Regions from separate parts of the Homo sapiens genome. Here all the other regions are linked to region 1. Evidence: chromatin contacts called from ENCODE Hi-C or POLR2A ChIA-PET data. All regions are on one chromosome and are shown on one strand. The core of a region is the stretch at or near the end of the contact, and the rest is flanking DNA. Distances in the headings are between cores, read along the strand shown.

What was found. Hi-C counts contacts between places; a loop is a spot of excess contacts on that map. ChIA-PET counts read pairs that join two places held with the same protein, here RNA polymerase II (POLR2A). Pooled maps may share reads with other maps.
Region 2: a pooled map shows a loop between it and region 1 (3-fold over the local background). The contact joins the promoter of SNX21 here to the promoter of SYS1-DBNDD2 in region 1. A Hi-C loop is called at or near these places in 8 of 50 pooled maps. POLR2A ChIA-PET finds 5 or more read pairs at or near these places in 3 of 52 experiments (A673, AG04450 and naive thymus-derived CD4-positive, alpha-beta T cell).
Region 3: a map with no recorded cell type shows a loop between it and region 1 (16-fold over the local background). The contact joins the enhancer-like site here to the promoter of SYS1-DBNDD2 in region 1. A Hi-C loop is called at or near these places in 5 of 37 single-sample maps with no recorded cell type and 6 of 50 pooled maps. POLR2A ChIA-PET finds 5 or more read pairs at or near these places in 3 of 52 experiments (GM10248, OCI-LY7 and PC-3).

The regions. Positions count from the first base shown.
Region 1 is chr20:45,361,408-45,364,747 of GRCh38, forward strand. It overlaps SYS1-DBNDD2 (SYS1-DBNDD2 readthrough (NMD candidate)), which reads left to right and starts at 1,762. Exons shown (of 6, transcript NR_003189.2): 1 at 1,762-1,908; 2 at 2,122-2,286. It overlaps SYS1 (SYS1 golgi trafficking protein), which reads left to right and starts at 1,749. Exons shown (of 4, transcript NM_033542.4): 1 at 1,749-1,908; 2 at 2,122-2,286. The coding sequence starts at 2,125. LOC124904914 (a long non-coding RNA gene) reads right to left here and starts at 1,961. Exons shown (of 2, transcript XR_007067609.1): 1 at 1,661-1,961; 2 at 949-1,419. RefSeq lists an enhancer at 1,479-1,918.
Region 2 is chr20:45,831,709-45,835,048 of GRCh38, forward strand. SNX21 (sorting nexin family member 21) reads left to right here and starts at 2,091. Exons shown (of 4, transcript NM_033421.4): 1 at 2,091-2,232; 2 at 2,493-2,760; 3 at 3,251-3,340. The coding sequence starts at 2,212. It also overlaps a transcript of TNNC2 not described here. RefSeq lists silencers at 2,135-2,444, 2,465-2,584, 2,625-2,674.
Region 3 is chr20:45,051,477-45,054,816 of GRCh38, forward strand. The region is part of intron 10 of STK4 (serine/threonine kinase 4); the gene reads left to right. Among named protein-coding and RNA genes, the nearest start is that of KCNS1, 48 kb to the right of the region's middle. RefSeq lists a silencer at 354-423. Within about 2 kb of position 1,800, at least 7 of the 41 ENCODE cell types and tissues checked have a DNase peak (open chromatin) inside an H3K27ac peak, as active enhancers do; they include OCI-LY7, where a contact is called at or near this core.

The sequences.
Region 1 (3,340 bases), core at 512-3,011:
CGGCTACCACAAGCTGTTCAGAAATTCTGATTGGCAGTTACATGGCTCTTTGATACGTTTTTTTTTTTTTTTTTTTGAGACGGAGTCTCGCTCTGTCGCCCAGGCTGGACTGCAGTGGCGCAATCTCGGCTCACTGCAAGCTTCGCCTCCCAGGTTCACGCCATTCTCCTGTCTCAGCCTCCCGAGTAGCTGGGACTACATGCGCCTGCCACCAGGCCCGGCTAATTTTCTGTATTTTTAATAGAGATGGGGTTTCACCATGTTAGCCAGGATGGTCTTGAACTCCTGACCTTGTGATCTGCCCGCCTCAGCCTCCCAAAGTGCTGGGATTACAGGCATGAGCCACTGTGCCCAGCCTAAGTTTTTTTTTTAATGAGAAAATAATTACTGGAAGGTAGATTAAATGGTGGAAAACGTTAATCATGTCCAACTCCTCATTTCATAAACAGGGAAGCTGAGGTTTAAAGAAGGAAGTGGCTTGCTGGTCACACTGGGTGGCATAGCTGGCCCTAAAACCCAAATTCTTTTCCTGGAACAACTTACTTCCCGTCTTTCCACTTCAGAGAGGGGGAACCTAGGATCAATGAAGTTGATGGGTTTTCGTCTGCTGGAGTAGGAATAAGTGAGTTATCGATTTGCTCTTGCTTTTTCTGTTCTTAACTCATTCAGCAAATATTTACTGACTGTCCACTATTCGGATTTGGAAGATAGATAAAACAGTCATGGCAGCAGAGAGGGTCAGGATTTACTCCTATGTGCGACTTCAGAACCTGTGCCTTTTTCCACTGGACACCCACATTTTAAAACACCCACTACTCTGCCTTCTAATATAGTTCATCTGTGTCTCAGGGCAGGGGCTGTCTTATATATACATGTTCTAGCCTTCCTGCCACCGAGTAGGTGCGAAATCAATGTTGTAGTGTTGAGGAAACACTTGAATTTTATTTATTTATTTATTTATTTATTTATTTATTTAGAGACGGAGTTTTGCTCTTGTTGCCCAGGCTGGAGTGCAATGGCGTGATCTCGGCTCACTGCAACCTCTGCCTCCCGGGTTCAAGCAATTCTCCTGGCTCAGCCTCCCGAGTAGCTAGGACTACAGGCGTGCGCCACCACGCCCCGCTAATTTTGTATTTTTAGCAGAGACGGGGTTTCTCCATGTTGGTCAGGCTGGTCTCGAAACACCGACCTCAGGTAATCCGCCCACCTCAGCCTCCCAAAGTGCTGGGATTACAGGCGTGAGCCACCGCGCCCGACCAACACTTGAATTTTAATACTTACTTTGCTACTAACTGTGTCGTTGAAACAGTATGTTGCTTTCCTTCTCTGGCCCTTAGCTTAACTATCTGTACAGCGGGAACATTGGCAAACTCCTACGTGGAGGAGCTTGCAGGTCCACTTCAAGTTATCAGACTCTAACTAGGAGAAAACATTGAGAATTTAGGCTGAAAATAACGACACAGTTTATCACCTCGTTAATTCCCAAACATCATTACCGCGTCCTAAGCCACCCCACTTGCCTCTCCCCTAGCCGCCTTCCTTTAAAAAAAGAATTCCCCTCTAGAGGGCGCGCAAGCTCTGCGGCCTTCGTTCCTCTCTTCCGTTTGCCTTCACTCTTCCTTCTGCGCATGTGCTCAGTTCGCTATCCGGCTGCTTGTACCTGGTTCAGGAGGTTCAGGCAGAGGTTGCACCCACTACGCCTGCGCAACCTCAGCCCCGCCCCTCCGCTGCTTTCCCCGGAAACGTTTCTTTCCTACGCAGCCGCTCCTGCCGCCGTGGTCGCTGGAGCTTTGCCTCTCTAGGCCGGCAGCGCCTCTCCTCCATGGTCCTGTCTGTCAGCGCTGTTTTGGGAGCCCGCCGGTGAGGCCGGGCCACGCTCAGACACTTCGATCGTCGAGTCTGTCACTGGTGAGTAGACCCCAGAGGAGCTCGTGTACGGGCGGGGGCCGCGCAGGCGGAATGGGCTGGATTTCCCCTCACTCTGAGAATGGGTCTGTCTGCCCCGCCTTCCCCCTGACTCTTGGAATGGGCTCACCCCTTGGTTCCAGTCCCTCCTCCCGGGCGGGGCGACGTTGCCATGGAGACAGGCCGCTGGCTGAGGCCCGGCTCGTGTCCCTGCAGGGCATGGCGGGTCAGTTCCGCAGCTACGTGTGGGACCCGCTGCTGATCCTGTCGCAGATCGTCCTCATGCAGACCGTGTATTACGGCTCGCTGGGCCTGTGGCTGGCGCTGGTGGACGGGCTAGTGCGAAGCAGCCCCTCGCTGGACCAGATGTTCGACGCCGAGGTAGGGTCCCCGGACTGGGGCGGGTGGGGTCTCGGCCTCCCCGAGTAGGCTTTGTGGTCCATCACTACTGTGCTGTAGACGTGGCTGGGTCACCTTCTTTCTTTGTAGCCCTGGGAAAGGGATTTCACCTTTCTGAGCCTCAGCTGCCTCATCCATAAAATGGAATGACAGCAGAGGCTGATTAGTACAAAGAAAAGGGCCTGGATGTTAATACAATAAACACGTCTGTGTTCCAGGCAACTCTGATACATTTCCTTTCTGATACTCTGGGAAAGTGACTTGATTTCTCTGAGCTAGGTTCTCAGGTGCCACATCGGAGAGAGGGGTGGATAAAAGAGCATTCGTGCGGGTACAGTGGAAACTGCCTGGACTTTGGGGTCAGACAGGCGTCCGTTTAAGATCCACTTACTAGCTGTGTGACCTGGGGCAAATGTCACCTCTGTGAACTTGTTTTCCTGTCTTCAAAACCATGAGACTAGTTGCAGAGAGGTCGTGGACTGCAATATAAAGAGCATGTGCTTTGGGTTCAGAAAAGCAAGGGTTCAGTCTAGGCCTAAACATATAAAACTAGCTGTGGGACCTTGGGCAAGTTGCTTCCCCTTTCTGAGCCTTTTCTGAAAAGTGGGCCGGATGCTCCTACCATGTTGCCCTCAACAAAATGTTACAAGGCCCAGAGGGGTTTAGGAATAAGAAGGTACTTTGTAAAGTGTAAAGGAGGCCTATAAGTTGTTACATCTAAGAGGCAGCTGTGGCGTGGTGATGAGCACAGTTCTTTTTTTTTTTTTTTTTTTTTTTTGAGACGGAGTCTCCCTCTGTCGCCCAGGCTGGAGTGCAGTGGCAGGATCTCGGCTCACTGCAAGCTCCGCCTCCCGGGTTCACGCCATTCTCCTGCCTCAGCCTCCCAAGTAGCTGGGACTACAGGCGCCCGCCACTACGCCCGGCTAATTTTTTGTATTTTTAGTAGAGACGGGGTTTCACCGTTTTAGCCGGGATGGTCTCGATCTCCTGACCTCGTGATCCGCCTGCCTCGGCCTCCCAAAGTGCTGGGATTACA
Region 2 (3,340 bases), core at 841-3,340, 470 kb after region 1:
CCTTCAGATCTCCTAGTTCTGACTGTTTATATGACCCAGCATAAGCCCTTCCCCTCACTAAGCCTCAGACTACCTATCTGTAAAATGGAGGTGATAGGCCAGATTTCTGAGGGGCCCTCCTGCTCTAACAACCCATGGTTTCATGAAGACCAGCTTTGTGCCCAGACATGTAAGGCATATACCGAAGGACAAGTTATTTTTTAACCAATGGTTGGTGAATGAGTGAGTGTTGAATTAATGAATGAAGTATGCCTTTTTTGTCCCAATATCTTGCCCATAAGCCAAATGAAGAGTAATTCGAGGTTTGAAATTGTGCAAACTGGCCAGGCACAGTGGCTCACGCCTGTAATCCCAGCACTTTGGGAGGTAGAGGCAGGTGGATCACTTGAGGCCAGGTGTTCCAGATCAGCCTGGCCAATATGGTGAAACCCCACCTCTACTAAAAATACAAAAATTAGCCGCATGGTGGCACATGCCTGTAGTCCCAGCCACTCAGGAGGCTGAGGCAGGAGAATTGCTTGAACCTGGGAGGCAGAGGTTACAGTGAGCCAAGATTGCATCACTGTACTCCAGCCTGGGCGACAGAGCAAGACTCTGTCTCCCTCTCTAAAAATAAATAAATAAATAAATAAAATTGCACAAACTTAGGCTTAAAATCCCAGCCCCTCTATTTCCCAGATGTGGATCTTGGGGAAGTCACTTTGCCTCAGTTTCTTCATCTTGAAAATGGACCATTAATGTCCAGTTACAGCCTCTTCCCCAGGACGCTGTGAGGGAGAGATGTGACAGTAAAGTGCCTAGAGCAGGATGTAGAAAGTGGACCCTCAGAAAATAAGAACCCCAGCCTTTCTGCTCACATGGGAGGGCAGGGAGCTGAAATACCTTCTGCTTATCCCAAGGCATTTTCCCCCACCCTTCTCTCCTGTGCCACTCAGAAAGGGTAGGAGCTACTTTGGAGAGATTTTGATTTTATTTATTGTATTGTATAACTATCAAAATCTGCCCTAACAACTGATACCTAGGCTTTGTGACAGGAAGCCACAATAACTTTTTCTTGACCTGCAGCTGCCCTGCGGATAAAAGATAAAACAAAGCTGGGGAGCCACTGAGATTATCAGGCCTGCTGCACAGGAAAAGGGCAGTATGCAGCAGGGGACCTGGGCTCCAGGCCCCATACTCAGAAACCTCTGAGGGAGGCAGAGGCAGGTGGATCACTTGAGCCCAGGAATTCGAGACCAGCCTGGGCAACATGGCCAAATCCCATCTCTACAAAAAATACAAAAATTAGCTGGGTGTGGTGGCGAACGCCTCTATTCCTAGCTACTGGGGAGGCTGAGGTGGGAGGGATGACCTGAGCCCAGGGAGGCGGAGGTTGCAGTAAGCAGAGATGGTGCCACTGCACTCCAGCCTAGGTGACAGAGTGAGACTCCATCTCAAAAGAGAAAGAAAGAAAGAAAGAGAGAGAGAGAAAGAAAGAAAGAGAGAGAGAGAAAGAAAGAAAGAAACCTCTGGCAAGCTGTGTGGTTAAGCCAAGTAACTCACCCTCTCTGGTCCTCAGTTTCCCTGTTTGCCTACTTCCCATGTGTGAGGTTCAAATCAGATTGTGCAAGCCTGTGAACACTGTAGAAACAATAATCATTATGTAAGTGATCATTTCGTCAGCCTTTGCTCTATGCCAGGCACGGGACGAGCGTTCTTACAAGAGCTGCAAAATTAGTTTTAGCAGTATTGTTCCTGTTTTACATATGAGAAAACCTAGGCTCAGCGAGGTCAGATTCCAACCAACCCAAATCACGCATCTTCTCCTGGCCCTTCGTTTTCTCTCGGGAGACATGGCCTCCCTACTATTGCATAATTACTTTGTGAAGTTAAAGAGCGTTGGGTGGAAATGAGTGGGACAGATTGGAGATGACGTGGGTGGGGTGGGAGGATTCAAGGAGGGTACGCGCCTGGCCGGACTGGGATGACTCTGCGGCAGGCCTGGGACTCCCTCAGGCCGACCCAGGCTTCCCAAGTCCCTCCTGGAGCCAAGGGCCCGGGATTCTCGGGCGGCTCGGGCGAGCGGGCGGGGCAGGAGGCGGGGCGGCGGCAGGAAGCTGCCCGAGCGGCGCTCTGAGCGGCCTGAGCCCGGCGGAGCCCTGCAGAACCCGGCCGACCTCCATGGGCTGCGGGGGGCTGCACCCGGACCCCTGGGGCGCGGCGCGCCCCTGAATGCACCGTGGGACGCAGGAGGTAGAGGCGCACGAGGCGGCGCAAGAGACATCGGGAGGGTCCTGAGCCCCTCCGGGGAGGAACGCGGTCCTAGGCTGAGTGGGTTGGGGGGAAAGCGATGCTGGCTGGGTCCCCTGGTTCGCAAGACCTCGGACTGCCAGGGGGTGGGGCCTCACCGCGCCCCTCCCTCTCCGGTTCGGGCCCCGCCCCTCCTCCTCCTGCGCCGGGCTGGGGTACCCCTCCTCCGGGATCCGGTACACAGCGTCGCGCGCTCCCCCCAGGGTGCCATGGCCTCCCGGCTCCTGCACCGGCTGCGGCACGCCTTGGCCGGCGACGGCCCCGGGGAGGCGGCGGCCAGTCCAGAGGCCGAGCAGTTTCCGGAGAGCTCAGAGCTGGAGGACGACGACGCCGAGGGCCTGTCCTCCCGACTCAGCGGCACCCTCAGCTTCACCAGCGCCGAGGACGACGAGGACGACGAGGACGAGGACGACGAGGAGGCTGGCCCTGACCAGCTGCCCCTCGGGGATGGGACGTCAGGAGAAGACGCAGGCGAGTGCAGGAGGACGGAGGCGGGAACCCTGGGGCTCGATTAGGCCTCCATCCCAGCCGCGTTCCCAGAGCATCCAGGGCGCTAAGTTGATCCAGCTGAAACTCCCACACTTCTTAAAGCGCCTGGGCCACCTCTTGGCTGTGTGACCTTGAGAGAGTCTTAACCCCCCTCTGAGCCAAGTTTTCCCTTGTGTCAAGTGGGAGAACTCACTCTCATCTCAGAATTGCTGCAGGCATTAAATGTACAGGGCTTGGGATCCGAATGGAAATGATGTATTAACGATATTTTGAGGGTGGAGCTATTAATTTAGCCCCTACTGTCTGCCAGGCACGGTGTTTGGCTCCTCGGTGCCTCTCTGTCCCTCAGTTTCCATTTCTGTAAAAAGGGGGTAAGTCCTGCCTCACACTGGGAGGATGAGTGAGGCCACGTCAGTGGTTGATGTCGACCCTGGCCCTAGGCCCATTGATATGACTGGTCATGTGTCTGCAGAACGGAGCCCCCCACCTGATGGGCAGTGGGGCAGTCAGCTCCTGGCGCGGCAGCTGCAGGATTTCTGGAAGAAGTCCCGGAACACCTTGG
Region 3 (3,340 bases), core at 550-3,049, 310 kb before region 1:
CTTTTTTCATGGTAGTTCAATAAGTGGTTACCAGGGGTCTTTCTTTGACAGTTATTACTAGCTTCTCTTGTATAGTGGGATTTAGCTGTGGGTTGATTTGTTGTGCTGGTATGTTTTCAACTGCAGCGATGCATTGCTCTATCACATGGATTCTTTTTATAGCTTCATTAGAGGTGTTTTAGTTCCTCTTTTGAATATTTATCTGAGTATCTTAGTACCTTGGCAGTCACACTATCCTAAATTATTATAGTGCCTTCTAAAGTAGATTTTGTCATTGAGGCTTATGTTTAGGTCAGGCTTGCAGGCAGGGAGACAGATTATGCCATTGTGGTTGAGAGGCATATAGTGGTTAAAACCACTGGAGTTATTCTGTTAGGGCTCATAGCCTATCTTCTCCACCTATTATGCCACCTGTCTAACCCTTGATTGTCTTATCTGTCAAACATGGTAAAGTCATACCTCTTTCATAGGGCTGTCGTGAGTATCAAATGAGATGCAGGTTGCGTAATCCCAAATCCAAAAATCCAAAATCCAAAACACTTCTGGTCCCAGGCATCTTGGATAAGGGATACTAAACCTGTAATGCACGTAAAGCACCTTTAGGACAATGGTCCTTACTGCTGGCCTGCAATAAGCACTTAATAAATGTTATTATTTTCTTCTTTTTTGGTGTTGGTTTGCTCTTCTATAATGTTACAATGCTATTTTGTTAACCTTCTAGTTGTAAAAACACACTCATTATAGAAAGTTTAGAGACTGAAGAAAAGCTTAAAGAAGAAAATGTCTCTTACAACTCTTCCACCCCCCCCAGCAATAATAATTACATTTTAACATTTCCTTCCAGTTTTTTAATACTTAGATATTATTTTACACAGCTGAGATCATTCTGCATGCATAATAAATCTTGATTTTTTTTCACTTAACATATCTTAAACATTTTCTCATATCATTAAAAACACTTGTGAAATCATTTTTAAGGGTCACATAGTAGCCCATCACATTACATTCTTTTGATTGATTTAATCATCCTCTTTTTACTTGGCATTTAACATTTGGGGCTTTTTTGGTTGGAGTTGGGTTGTTTTCAGGTCGTTCTAATATATTAAGCCAGGCTTTTTTCTTGTCAACAGGAGGTTTGGGGATTGAGTCTTTGTGATTGTTTTTATTGTTGCATTTTTTTGCCTGTTGAGTGTGTGAATTAAGCTGGGGTTTTAACCATCAGCACCTGCGCTCTCAGACTCTTGCCACCACCTTTCTGGACAATCTCCATGCTCTGCTTTTTAAACTTTTTCTGATGAGTTTCTTTTCTTCTGTGCTAGAAGAAAGATGAATGGAGACTATGTTTGGTGTTTAGGTTTCTGACCCGGCAGTGCCATGTGAATGCCCAGTAGCTAGCCAAGGTCAACAGCACTGCCTGTTAATGGCTTTTTACTGAAGTAGTCCTGTCGAGCAGTTTCTGGTGAGAAGACTATCCTAAATTGTTCTTGACAGGGTACACTATTTTTGTTTCAACTTCTTATTTTTCCTGTAAAGCTTGGTTTAAAGTATGTTGAGACTGAATTTATTTGTGCTTTGGAATATAATGAGATTTTGTGCTCTTTTCTTTCAGAAAACTAGCCAAGAACAGCAGTCTGGAAAAGACATATGTATCCAAAATTGCCAGGGAAACCTGCTGTGTAGATACGCTTTCTGAGAAACCACATGGTAAATGAATGTCATCTTTGTCTCAGAACCACAGTAGCCTGGTTCTGCTGGTGGATCGTGCTAGCTGATTTGAGCTGGGTTTTTAACTCAGTTATTGAAATGGCTTTGAGAGCAGGACTTAAATGCCTGCGGTTTTTGACCTCAAGAGGTTGCTTAAAACAGTATCAGCCTGTGTGAGCCTGAGACTGTTTTTCATTTCCTTTGTTTGGTTCGGAGACTGCTTGATCCATGGCTGCTTGGCAGGCTTCTTCTTTAGCGTTCATTCTTGTGGCCATTTATTCTCTGATATTAAACTACAGGATAATTTTAATCTCAACTACATGGTGAGAAAAAGAGCTGAGTCCAGACTGGCTCAGAAATGGAGCCTAAGAACTGCAATAAGTATCCTAGCACCTTAGGCCCTAGGAAGGACTGTTCCATAGTTAACTTCTGTGTGGCTTCACTGTAAGCACAGGTGACAGATGGGCATGTCTTGAATTCCTAGAAGCCATTGTCTCTCTCAATCATCTGTTCCAACACTGTATCAGAGAATGATAAACTTTCAGAATTGAAAAGGGTCTTAAAGGACATATTTTCCAGCTCTTGCTATATTTCCAACAAGAGGCATCATCTCACATTTGCTTGACTACCTGCAGTCATTTCTGAGAAGAGGGAATTCCACAAGTTGGAAGTAGTTCAAATCATTGCTCAAAGCTGTGTGTAAAGATAGTAGTTTTTTTTTGTTTTTTGTTTTTTTTTTCAGCCAAAATTTGTCCCCAGGGAACCTCTATCCATGAAATTTTGATTACTTCTCACAGGAACTTTAGCAAAAGTTAGTTGGGATTGTCTGGATTTTCCGTTTTGCAGATAGAGAAAGCCACCATCTCTTTCCCCTAACTACTTAGTACTATGGTAACTTGGGTTTAGGAAAATTTGCCAGTTCATTGTTACCAAGGCAAGTGACTAAATCGTGGGTTCTCTGTATGCTAATGCTGCCCCGCATATAGGCTTTACTGCTGTCCGTGCTTCATTCTCTCTCTGTTTAGCTGAGAAAATGAGTGTGAAAGCACTTAGCCAATAGTAGTAGATGTTGGGTGACATTTCATTAAAAGTGCAGACTCCTGGCCAGGTGCGGGGCTCACATCTGTAATCCTAGCACTTTGAGAGGCCAAAGCGGGAGGATCCCTCGAGCCCAGGAGTTTGAGACCAGCCTGACCAATGTAGCTAGACCTTGTCTCTACAAAAAATTAAAAAATTAGCCAGGCATGGTGGTGCCCACCTGTAGTCCTGCTACTCAAGAGGCTGAGGCAGGAGGATCACTTGAACCCGGAGTTTGAGGCTGCAGTAAGCTATGATTGCACCACTGCACTCTAGCCTGGGCAACAGTGGGACACCCTATCTTTTTTTTTTTTTTTTTTCAAAAAAAAAAAAAAAGGAAAAAGTACAGACCCCAGAGTCAGACAGAACCTGATTCAATTTTGATTTCAACCACTTGCGGGCTGTGTTAACCTCAATGGATTATATAATTCTTCAAACCTCAAATTCCCCATCTGTAGCACTGGGTTAATAATTATAGCTGTAAGATTTAATGAAGAGCAAATGAGATTAATACATATAAAATACTTAATGTATGGCTGCTAATAATGAACAGTTAATG